Linked DNA regions of Homo sapiens: region 2 is linked to region 1. A link is a loop called in an ENCODE intact Hi-C map of the cell type or tissue named here. Cell type or tissue: natural killer cell. All regions are shown on one strand. Links, peaks and the distances in the headings refer to the core of each region. The heading gives the core; the rest is flanking DNA.

What was found. Peaks named below come from ENCODE experiments on the same cell type or tissue, not always from the same donor. Only the 100,000 strongest peaks of a DNase experiment are listed, where the experiment ranks them.
Region 2: a loop joins it to region 1, with 3 times the contacts of the local background. A loop is called at or near these places in 1 of 110 quality-filtered maps.

What each region holds. Positions count from the first base shown.
Region 1 is chr1:221,518,901-221,524,286 of GRCh38, forward strand. No RefSeq gene overlaps it. Among named protein-coding and RNA genes, the nearest start is that of LINC02817, 190 kb to the left of the region's middle. In natural killer cell, for the core only: no CTCF peak of the experiment used is centred there; a DNase peak (open chromatin) is centred at 3,001; H3K27ac peaks cover 1,197 bases.
Region 2 is chr1:221,791,178-221,796,563 of GRCh38, forward strand. No RefSeq gene overlaps it. Among named protein-coding and RNA genes, the nearest start is that of LINC01655, 47 kb to the right of the region's middle. In natural killer cell, for the core only: no CTCF peak of the experiment used is centred there; DNase peaks (open chromatin) are centred at 2,374, 2,674 and 3,304; H3K27ac peaks cover 1,057 bases.

The DNA.
Region 1 (5,386 bases), core at 207-5,206:
CAGAGTGTTTGGGAGAATGGCATGTAAAAAAACCATTCAGAAAGACTTAAGTGCCATATATACACATGTAGTTATTATTATTAATCATTATCATTTGATCATTATGATATTATTGTATATATTATTTATATATTATTTATTACAATTGATATTTGAGGGGGAAGTTCAGGATGGTGATAATCAATTTTAAGGTAGGACATTAGGTTTAGGTAACATTCACTTGTGGTACAAAAAATTAATGGCAATATCTGGGTTTATATTTGTCCCTAAATTTCTTATTTATTGTCCTGACATCTTGGTTTAATATTTTTCTTTCAAGTTCAGCTAATGCTGCATGTGGAGAGATGTAGATAACTTGGTAAAAGGATGAGTTCCCAAGAAGAGATGAGCATAGTTCAGTCTTTATCAAGAAAGCACCATCACTTTTCCTATACACAGCAATGTGATTATATTTCAAGGACCCAAGTTTATTTTTGAAACAGATATTTATATTTCAGGCAGCCTGCTTAAAACACGTATTAGATTTGAAGTGAGAATTTATTGCCTTTGTGGCTTTGAAGTCTATATTTTTTATATGATCTTCCAGAAGGAGCTCAGATTCTGTCTTCAATGGAGACCTGGCAGAGCTACTGTTGAGGCAACTGGCTGGAGGAGAGGGGTTTTAGTGCTTGGTCGTGGGGAAGAATTTTCTAAGCTTATCTTATGGTGCCACAGATGCAGTTTATTCATTTATTTGCCCAACAAAATCTTATTAAGTCTCTGCTTTGTGGAAGTTTCTGTACTAGGCTCTGAGATAACTGTTGCTCCAAATCACTTGTGATAGCTCTGTGTCTCACCCATGTGAAATTTAAAGTCGTCTCTCTGTCCAAAGAGCACTCTAGTGAGAAGATTCTAGTTTACATTTTACTCCTTGAAAACTCTGATCCTGGCACTCTCGTGTCTTCCAGTGACATGAAAGGGTTAATGTATGTTTTTCAGCACCTGTCACAATTCTGGAGCAACTCAGGCAGTCAAAAGAAGAGGGCTCAATTGATGTAGGCACAAGTGTGTGGGCATTTGGAACACTATACATAGGTTGCTCTTTTATTCTCTCTTCCCTCCTCCCAGCTTTGGCCTGGGGACATGAGTGGTGACTTAAATGAACCACAAAACATTGCTGGGAAAATCTACAGTGTGCTGAAGGAGGCAGCAAAGCATTGAGATGAACAGATTTGGGAGCTTTCTGAGCAGGGGAGAGATAGCACCTAGTATTTATGGGACAGTTAAACTCCCATGTGCTCTGGTACTATGAATCTGGAAAAGTGTCATCCAGTCATCAACCCAGGACTTCTCACTGGCATTTATCAAAGTCATGATACCTTCCAAATGCGAATGATGGGACACAGCCAGACAGTTCATCCAGAACTACATTGTTATAACTCTTGTTGCTTCCTAAATGAAAGGATATATTTCATCTGCATGGATGGACAGTTGCTTTTCTTTTCTTCTCTTTTTTCTTTTCTTTTCTCCCTTCCTTCCTTCTTTCTTTTCTTCCTTCCTTCCTTCCCTCCTTTCTTCTTTCCTCCTTCCTTCCTTTCTTCTTCCTTCTTTCCTTCCTTCCTTCATCCCTTCCTTCCTTCTTTCTTCCCTAAAGCTCCTGCATTTACTTATTACCTGAGCAACTCCTGTAGGTCTTAAGATCCCAGAGGCAAAAGTATCCTAACATAGACTTACAGAGAAACAGCCACAGAAGTAGGTTTTTATCACCAGAGTGCTGCCGAATTCAACAGGAGCATCTGTGGAAAAGTAGAACAAGGTTTATTATTTTCAGAAGACTGGAGTTTGAACCCAAGCTTGCCACTTAGCAACATTTTGGCCTTGGGCTAGTTATAATCTTTCTGAACCATGCTGTTCATACCGTACACTCACTCCCTGACCGTGATCAATCTAATCATTAATAGATACTGCTGTAATGAATTTTTATACTTTCTACAAAATATCTCACTTGTCAGAACCCACCCATATCAGTCAGTTATTGTCACAGTAATGCTGTATAAGAAATATCTCAAAAGTCAATGGCTTAAAATAAACCATCTTTTATACTAACTCATGTAATTTTGGGTCAGCTCCAGGTTGAGTAATCCAGCCTAGTCTCTGTTGAGCTTGACTCCAATTTTCAGTTTGAGTTCAGGCCTTCTCCATGTGTGTCTCATTCTCTTTGGACCATAACTAGCTATGGCATGCTGTTCTCATTGTCTTCATCTGTAACTTGGGTGCATAAATGCCTGCTCTGGTTGTTCATTCCACAAAGTCTGGGTTCTTTCTATGTGCCCAGTACTGTGCTACACACTAGAGACACAACTCTGTTCCTGGTCCCAGGGAGTGGAAAGAGAAACACTGAACATATAAGCATGGTTAGGGTCATGAAGAAAAAGTGTAGCACATGGCAGAATCAGGAAATAGGAAGTCCTTACTTATTCTGGAGAGTCTCCTCAAGGAAATACTGTTTATACTGTTTGAGCTGAGATAGGAAAAACAAGCGTTCAATTATTAGATATTGGGATATCAGGAAGATTCCAGGCCTAGGGAAGAGGGTGTGTGAAAGGCATGGCGGGGAAGACAACAGTGCATGTTATTTACAATATAGTATTGTGAGACAATTTTTAAAAACTGCATTTGGCAGAGCTGTATCAACTGCTATGGACATTTGCCAAGGACCATCAGGCCCTCTATGGAGCCATGAAAGAGACCCTAAAGAGACTTCATTCACCTAAATGCATGTGTATCCTCTAAGCTAACACTGCTTAGTGTTTGCAAGGCTTATTTCTGGATTAAAGAGGTAATCAAAGTCTGGATATAGTGGGAATAAAACTCTGATCCTTGCCTAGATTTGATATCCTGGTCAGTGGAAGGCCACATGGAGGGTATGAGTCAATGTATCAGCTGTTTTATGTGTTAGTGATGGTTTCATTTTGTAGCAAGATGGGGCTATTTTCCCCTTAAGTTCACAGTTTCTCTTGCGAGGTGTGGCAGCGCTTCCTGTTGTACAAGACAGATGTTGCCCTGGTGTTACATGAATCATCGTATCTCCCTCATTTAATTTAAAGAAAGCCAATTTTTAGTGATTGAGGTAGAAAGGAAGACCCATTTATTAGTGATGGCACCCACTGACCAATGTTCTAAGCCAGATACAACCTTCCAGCTCATGTCAATCAGGAGGAGTGCCCTGTCTGCTCAGGCACACACACAAAGTTGGGGGTAGTCTTTGTCCTCCATCTTTGTGGTTGTTAGACCCTGAGCCCAGTCTCCCAGCCCCCTTCACTGCATCTCCGTGGGTCTTTGTATTAGTGCATTCTTACATTGCTATAAAGAAATACCTGAGACTGGACAATGTATAAAGAGAAGAGATTTAATTGGCTCACAGTTCTTCAGGCTGCACAGAAAGCATGATGCTGGCATCTGCTCGGCTTCTGGGGAGGCCTCAGGAAACTTAAATTTATGGCAGAAGGCAAAGGAGGAGCAGATACAACTTACATGGCAGGAGCAGGGGCGAGAGAGAGAGAGAGAGAGATGGAGGAGGTGCCACACACTTTTAAACAACCAGATCTCATGAGAACTCACTCAGTAACCTGAGGACAGTACCAAGGGAGATGTTGCTAAACCATTCATGAAAAACCACCCCTATGAGCCAATCACCTCCCACCAAGCCCTGCTTCCAACATTGAGGGTTACAATTCAACATGAGATTTGTTGGTGACACAGATCCAAACCGTATCAGTCTTGTGGATTATTTTTCATGGCCTCCTGAGCATCGGCTTGAGAGAGGTAGAATGAGCTCATCTTTGCTCAAAGCCATGCTAGAATTACAGGCACAATTTCTGGAAATTATGCAACCAGTATTTTTTTCTAGTTCTGTGATCTCCAAGAAAAGGCTATAGGTTTCTAGTACAGGAATTGGCAAACATTTCCTTTTTTGTAAAGGTCTGATGTTTTAGGCTTTACAAGCCACTTGTGGTCACTACCACATATTCTTTGTTTGGTTATGTTACAACTCTTTAAAAATGTAAAAATATTTTTTAGTCTAGCTGTAAAGAAACTGGCTACAGGCTGGATTTGGCTCATGGGCTGCGATTTCCCATCCCAGGATCTAGGGCAAAGCTGGACCAGAGCCAGGTAGCCCAACCTGATGAGCTGCCTCTTCCCTTACACTCTTCGGCATTAATAATTGTCAAATAGATGTTTTATGTCTAACAGGGTCCATTTACATTGCAGTTTACGTAAGATAATGGGGTCATTTCTAAGACTTGTTTTTACTCTGCTTGCAAGCTAATAAGTTAGACTGCCACAGTTTCATGAGACATGGTTGAATTCACAAAACTCCTGGCTCAGAGAAGAAGAACAGATTATTCGTTGCAACAGCAGTGGACAGATTGTACAGATTACAAGCTTGTTGTGATGGTTCCTCAAGCTCTGGTTCCCACAAGGTGAGGCCCAGAGAGCCAGATGATGTCTGCCTATGTAGTGGGTTACATTACAGAAGAAAAATATTGAGTTTATTAAAAAGAATCTTTCATAATGGGCAATAAGCACATTTACCTTTTGTAGCAGTGGGACAGACTATCTCTCCCATCCCAGGCTATAGCAAATCTGTTCTTTTTTCTTGAGGAAAATACTACCTCCATCTTCCAAGGCTGTTACAAATATCCTTGAAAAGATAGTCCAGGGGGGAAAAAGGTAGTTGGAGCCTTACTTGTACTACATGTAGAAATATAAGACATCCATGGAAAATTGTCTTTCAATAGACAACTGGTATCTGCTTATATTAATGTGACAGTCCATCCATTTTGGAGAAATAAAACATCAAGTAACCCATTTCTGGTGTAAGTGATCTTTTCCTAGTGCCCTGTACTTATGATGTCATCTAAGAACAGATCTAAGATCCAATCTTAAGATTATATAGTTCCATGATAGCTAATCACTTTGATACAGGGATTTTGGCTCCAGGACAAAGAAAAGGAACAACAGCAGCTGGGCGCAGTGGCTCACACCTGTAATCCTGGCACTTTGAGAGGCCGAAGCGGGTGGATCACCTGAGGTCAGGAATTCAAGATCAGCCTGACCAACATGGAGAAACCCCATCTCTACTAAAAATACAAAATTAGCCAGGGTGGTGGTGCATCCCTGTAATCCCAGCTACCCGGGAGGCTGAGGCAGGAGAATTAATTGAACCCGGGAGGCGGAGCTCGTGGTGAGCCGAGATTGCGCCATTGCACTCCAGCCTGGGCAAAAAGAGCGAAACTCCATCTCAAAGAAAGAAAGAAAGAAAGAAAGAAAGAAAGAAAGAAAGAAAGAAAGAGAGAGAGAGAGAGAGAGAGAGAGAGAGAGAGAGAGAGAGAGAGAGAGAGAG
Region 2 (5,386 bases), core at 316-5,315, 270 kb after region 1:
CATTTATTAAACATTTAATATATGCAAGATTCTGTGTTAAATGCTTTTCGGATATGATCTCATTTAATCTGTACACCATGTAAGGAAGGCACTTTAAAAAATCCTCAATTTACAGATGAGGTACCTGAAGACCAGAGGGGTTAACTCTCATTAAGTCCACACTGGATCCAAACAAGCACCCTTTTGACCCAGGAGCCTGTGCTATCTACTTGCTGCCTACTTGTTTCTCTGAGGTCTCGACCACAGAAGGATCTAGCTGGACAGCAATAGGTCTCGGAAGTCTGTCCCCACCAGCAATGGGGCTGGCCTCACTCAGACAGCCCTGGGGATATCAACAGCCTTGAAAGTCCCAGGACTTGTATTGGCAAAGTGATGCTCTGGTGACCTGGGATTGCTGCTACAGTGAAAAGCTATGACTAGCTATAAGGCACACATAAGACATTGCCCTGCCTCCTGTTTCCTCTGCACTATGGGATGTGCTTTTCAGGCTGGGTGAGGTGGCTCATGCCTGTGATCCCATCACTTTGGGAGGCTGAAGAGGGTGGATTGCATGAGCCCAGGAGTTTGAGACCAACCTGGGCAACACGACAAAACCCCATCTCTATAATAAAGACAAAAAATAATTTAACAAAAAAGATGCTTTTCAGAAACCATGGCTGTATAGAAATATCATTCCGAATGCTTGCAAAAGACCCAGTCATTGAGTGGCAGCCTTAACTCTCTTCTTTAGAAACTCAGTTTTTCATCTGAGTTTGTTTCTTTCTGTGGGCAGACCATGTTGCTGGTCCCATTGCTTTGGCTGATGAGTTCAATTATTTCCTGAATCAACTCCAGCCCATTGTTTTCAGACTGCTTCATGGTCATGGAACTTTGATCATAACACTAGTAAATGTGTTCCTTTCGCCCTGGCAAGGCAGGCTTACATATGAAATGATAGCATAACCTCACATCCTAGTGCAGGGGAGAACTTCAATCACTGTACTGCCATCTTCACCAGCACAAGGAAACACCTATAAGTCTTTTTTTTTTTTTCTATTCTTACACATTCTTCTTACTCAGGAGTCAGCAAACTATGGTCTTTAAACCAAATCCAGCCTGCACTCTGCTTTCATAAATAAAATTTTATTGGAACACAACTATGCTCACTTTTTAAAAATGTCTTACTTCTGGCTGTCTTCATGCTACAATGGCAGAGATGAATAGTCATAACAGGGAACAAATGGTCTAAGAAGCCTAGAATATTTACTATCTGACTCTTTACAGAAAAAGATCACCAACTCATGCTCTAACTTACTTTATTTTCTATTTCCATTGCTTGGACTGTTGTGATTTCCAGATTTGAGATTTCTTATGTGATCATCTAATATTTCATAATTCTTCAGTGACACCCATTGTCTCCAGTACAAATCCCAAATGAATTCGGCATACAAGGCCTTTCATAACTTGGTTCCTATCTAGATTTCTATCCTCTTCTCCATCAACCACACACATTTTCCATCAACCACACACATACCCTTGTGATAGAACCACAATAAGTTTGTCCTTCACGTGTAAATAGCCCAGGCTCTTGTATCTTCTGGTATGTTATAGGTTATGTTCTCTGCCTGGAGTCCACTTTCTTCATGCTAGGCAATAAGCCACTCTTTCTCTAAGAGCTAACCTATCATCTAGCCTTCATAATTCATCACTTTTCTTCTCCACTGTGTTTTAATAATTTGTTTTCACATCTGCCTATCCTATAAAACTGTGTTATTTCTTGAAGGCGGGGAACTCTGTCAATTGATTTTTATATTCAGTGTGTCCGACACATATTTTGGTGCATGGTAGATACTCAGTAGATGTTTATTTGACAAATGAATGGGCCAATAGAGAAATGCATGCCATGCGTATATTGGTGCTTCCATTAGTAAAGCACATGCTCTCCTTGGGATGAACCTCCCTATCTCCCACTCCCATTAACATTATCTGACAAGAGTCCGTTTTATGTGGGACAAACATGGGCTTAGCAATGAACATGAAATTGATGAACATGCTCTGTCTGCAAGTCTGCTGCTCACTAGCCCAGGCATCACTGGCTGAGGCACGTAACTTCTGCCCACTGGCCTGATCCATGAAGGTGGCAGAACAATTTATTTTTCCTGAAAGACTGTGAGCATTAGTCCCTATATCAGAAGAAGGTATAGAAATAAGGGAGACTATATTGGAATGTCTAAGGGAAAAGCCATGCCTAGGGCTGCCTGGACGTCAGAGACAGGTGAGAGTGCACATGTGTACACTTGGTAAGGCCAAGGCAGCTCTGCTGACAGGAAGGTTACCTCTGAGCCACGTGACTCAAGCTGCACAGAGCAGAGTCAGCCTTTGGAGAAGGTCAATGTGGTGAGGAGGGAGGGAGACTAGGACTTGGAGGTTTCTTTGGGCTCAGTCATTGGCTCAGTATTCAGCAGCAATTTTAGCCCAAACCTCAAGTCATAGACCAAGCAGAAAGAGCCTGGATTTTCTAGGACTAAATCATGGGTAAGGAGGAAGATAAGACAAGAAAAATGCATGGGGAAAGAGGGAGAAATAAGAAGAGATCAAAGCAGTCAGGGTGAAGAAATAAAAATAAAAGCAAGGGGGTGAGATCACATGAGCAGAGGTGGTAGACTGTGACCACTTGTCATTCATAAGGTCTCAGGCATTTCCTGGGCAGCTTCTCTCCACTTCAAGCCTGTATCAGTTCCTCTACCGATCAAGCCGGCATTTTCTGCCTTTCCCACCTCTGTGCTCTCTCCCTCTTCTCTTTTTCCTTTCATCTCTTCCTCTCTAGTTCTCTATCCCTCCTCCTGCCTGCCTTAGCCTCTATTCTCCTCCTTTTTTCCTCTCTCTCACTACTCTTCTTGCCCTATTTCCAAAGCCTCCTTTCCAGTGTTAACTTGATCCAGAAAGGATCTTGCCTCTTGGGGAGAGAGCTCAAAAGCAGTGAAAAGAGGCTGCTTTCTATTGGAATTGTCATGGAACCATGTCTGAAAGTACCAGGCTGGAGCACTGGCTCTATCCTGCCCCTGAGAAAAGTGACTGAACTTTCCTTTACACATACACACACACACACACACACACACATACACACCCCCCAACAACATGCCTACCAATTCAAACGCTCTCCTACACAGGAGACTGTAGTCTCCTGGCTCAAGGGAACAATGCCATTGTTCAGAATGTTTAACCTGATTCCTTTGTGGGGAGTTCCAAACTATCATAACCAAATTCTGATGTCATGCTGGTGGCAGGGAAATAACCCATCTGCTCTGGGCTAACCACGTTACATCAAGTTTTAATTACATGCAATTATATTGGTGGAGAGAGAAGAGGATGACTTGAATTGAGGCCCTGTCAGTAATCACAGGCTAGGCTAAAGGGACTTTTGCTGGGGAAGTTAATGGGTGCCCTTACACAGATGATACAAATACATGCTCTACAAAATGAATCAGTTGCCAAGTTCTGTTGGTTCATCCTGAGTGATGTCTGGGATTCTCCATCCCTCTGTTTCCTTTCCATTTCACCCTAGTGCCCCAGTTCAGCTCCTGTTGCTGTAATCCCAGACTATTAGCGTAGTCTTCCAAATACTTTCCACCCCTCCTGGAGCTTCCCTTTTCAACCCAAATTGCCTGCTAAGGGTAAATTGATTGTTGTAAAGAAAAATCTCATCATATAAGCTTTCCACTCACCTATAGAAAACAGCTCATTCTCTTGCCACATTTGTGGCTCCTAGCACATCTCCCACTATCCTCGTATATGGATCCTAGATTCTGGCCATGGTGGACCTTGAATATTCTCTAAACATGTCTCATGTTAATTATCATTGAAACTTTAAAAAAATTCAGCTGCAATATCTGATACTCCTGTTTACCTAATCTTCCAGACCCACTCATCTATGGTCTGGACTCTGAAGCCTCTTTATGATTAATGGTTCAGAAATGATGTCTCCCTCCCCTGAATCTTTAGAGCATTCAGATAGGTTTTATCCCTGTAAAGTGGCCCAATGAGGACACAATGGTCTGTACTAATAGCTCATTGAAGGCAGAGTTAGTTTATATTTAATCCATCTTTTATCTCCCACAGTGTCTTACACAGAGTAAAAACTGAATAAATAAATGATTTTTATCTATTGAACAAGTTTAAATACAATGGGGCTTGTAAGTTGAAATGGATGTCAAGGAAATAAAACACAAGGACAGAAAAAAATGTACAAATTACATATACAACCAATCTGACAGTCCATTGTGAGACTAAACCAATGCCAAGAAGTTGTTAGAAGCTTATGGATGGAAGCAAAAGGGTATAGAGACAGTGTGGGCGAAGTCTTTGAGACCAGAGGAAGATTGTGACTAAGTGGGAAGTTTTCTGTGCTAAGTGGTGTGCTGGCTGCCTTACCACACATCTCTCATTCAATCCTCACAACCACCCCGTGTTACATGTGAGGAACCTGCCTAGGGCCACACAGCTGGAAAGGCAGAGTCAGGACCCAAACCCAAGCTCCCAGACCCCAAGCCCATATTCTCTGCATGGCACAGTACTATCCTTCCCCTAACATATTGTCCCTGATGTAAGATGTCTGTCGTATCAAAACTACTGTCATTGTTATAGAAGTTAAAGTAGAAAGAAATTCATTTTTAGAATAAAGTTATACAAACTGTATTTTGGTTCTTTGTACTTCCCGGAAAAAAAAATTATGTTTTATTAAGTCACCTTTGCCTTGTCAAAATATTAAGACACTTTAAACACCCCTCTCTCCCCCTTGCTCCCTTCCCTGCCACTAACTCTATGACCCCAACCCTGTTCCCAAAAGCCTTGACAACTGCACTCTGTTCACCTGATTGTTATGACTTTATTCTTATATGTATGGCTTTTTGCTTGTGTTTTAATACAATAGTTATACATACATACATATATATAAAGTTATATATATGTGTAGTCACATATACACATGTATATATATATATGAGAGAACTTGAAAAAGTTCATGGAAAATGGAATTAAAAGATAAATATAAAGTATACGATCTTTATTTCTCAACATAAATTCTATCAAATTCAAGACATAATTGTAAGTGATGATACCAGCCATTTAGTCCACCCCTAGAGAACTGAGGGCCCTGGGAATTTAATCACATCAATGCAGTATTTTTTACATTATTAACTGGAGAAAAATGGGTGCCCTTTAAAGATTTTCTAAGGTTAGGAAACAAAAAGAAGTCAGAAGGAACCAAATCAGAACTGAAAGTGGGATGCCTAATGATTTTCCGTTGAAACTTTCACAAAATTGTCCTTGTTTGATGAGAGAAACAAGCAGGAATATTGTTGTGGTGAAGAAGGACTCTCTAGTAAACTTTCCTGGGCATTTTTCTGCT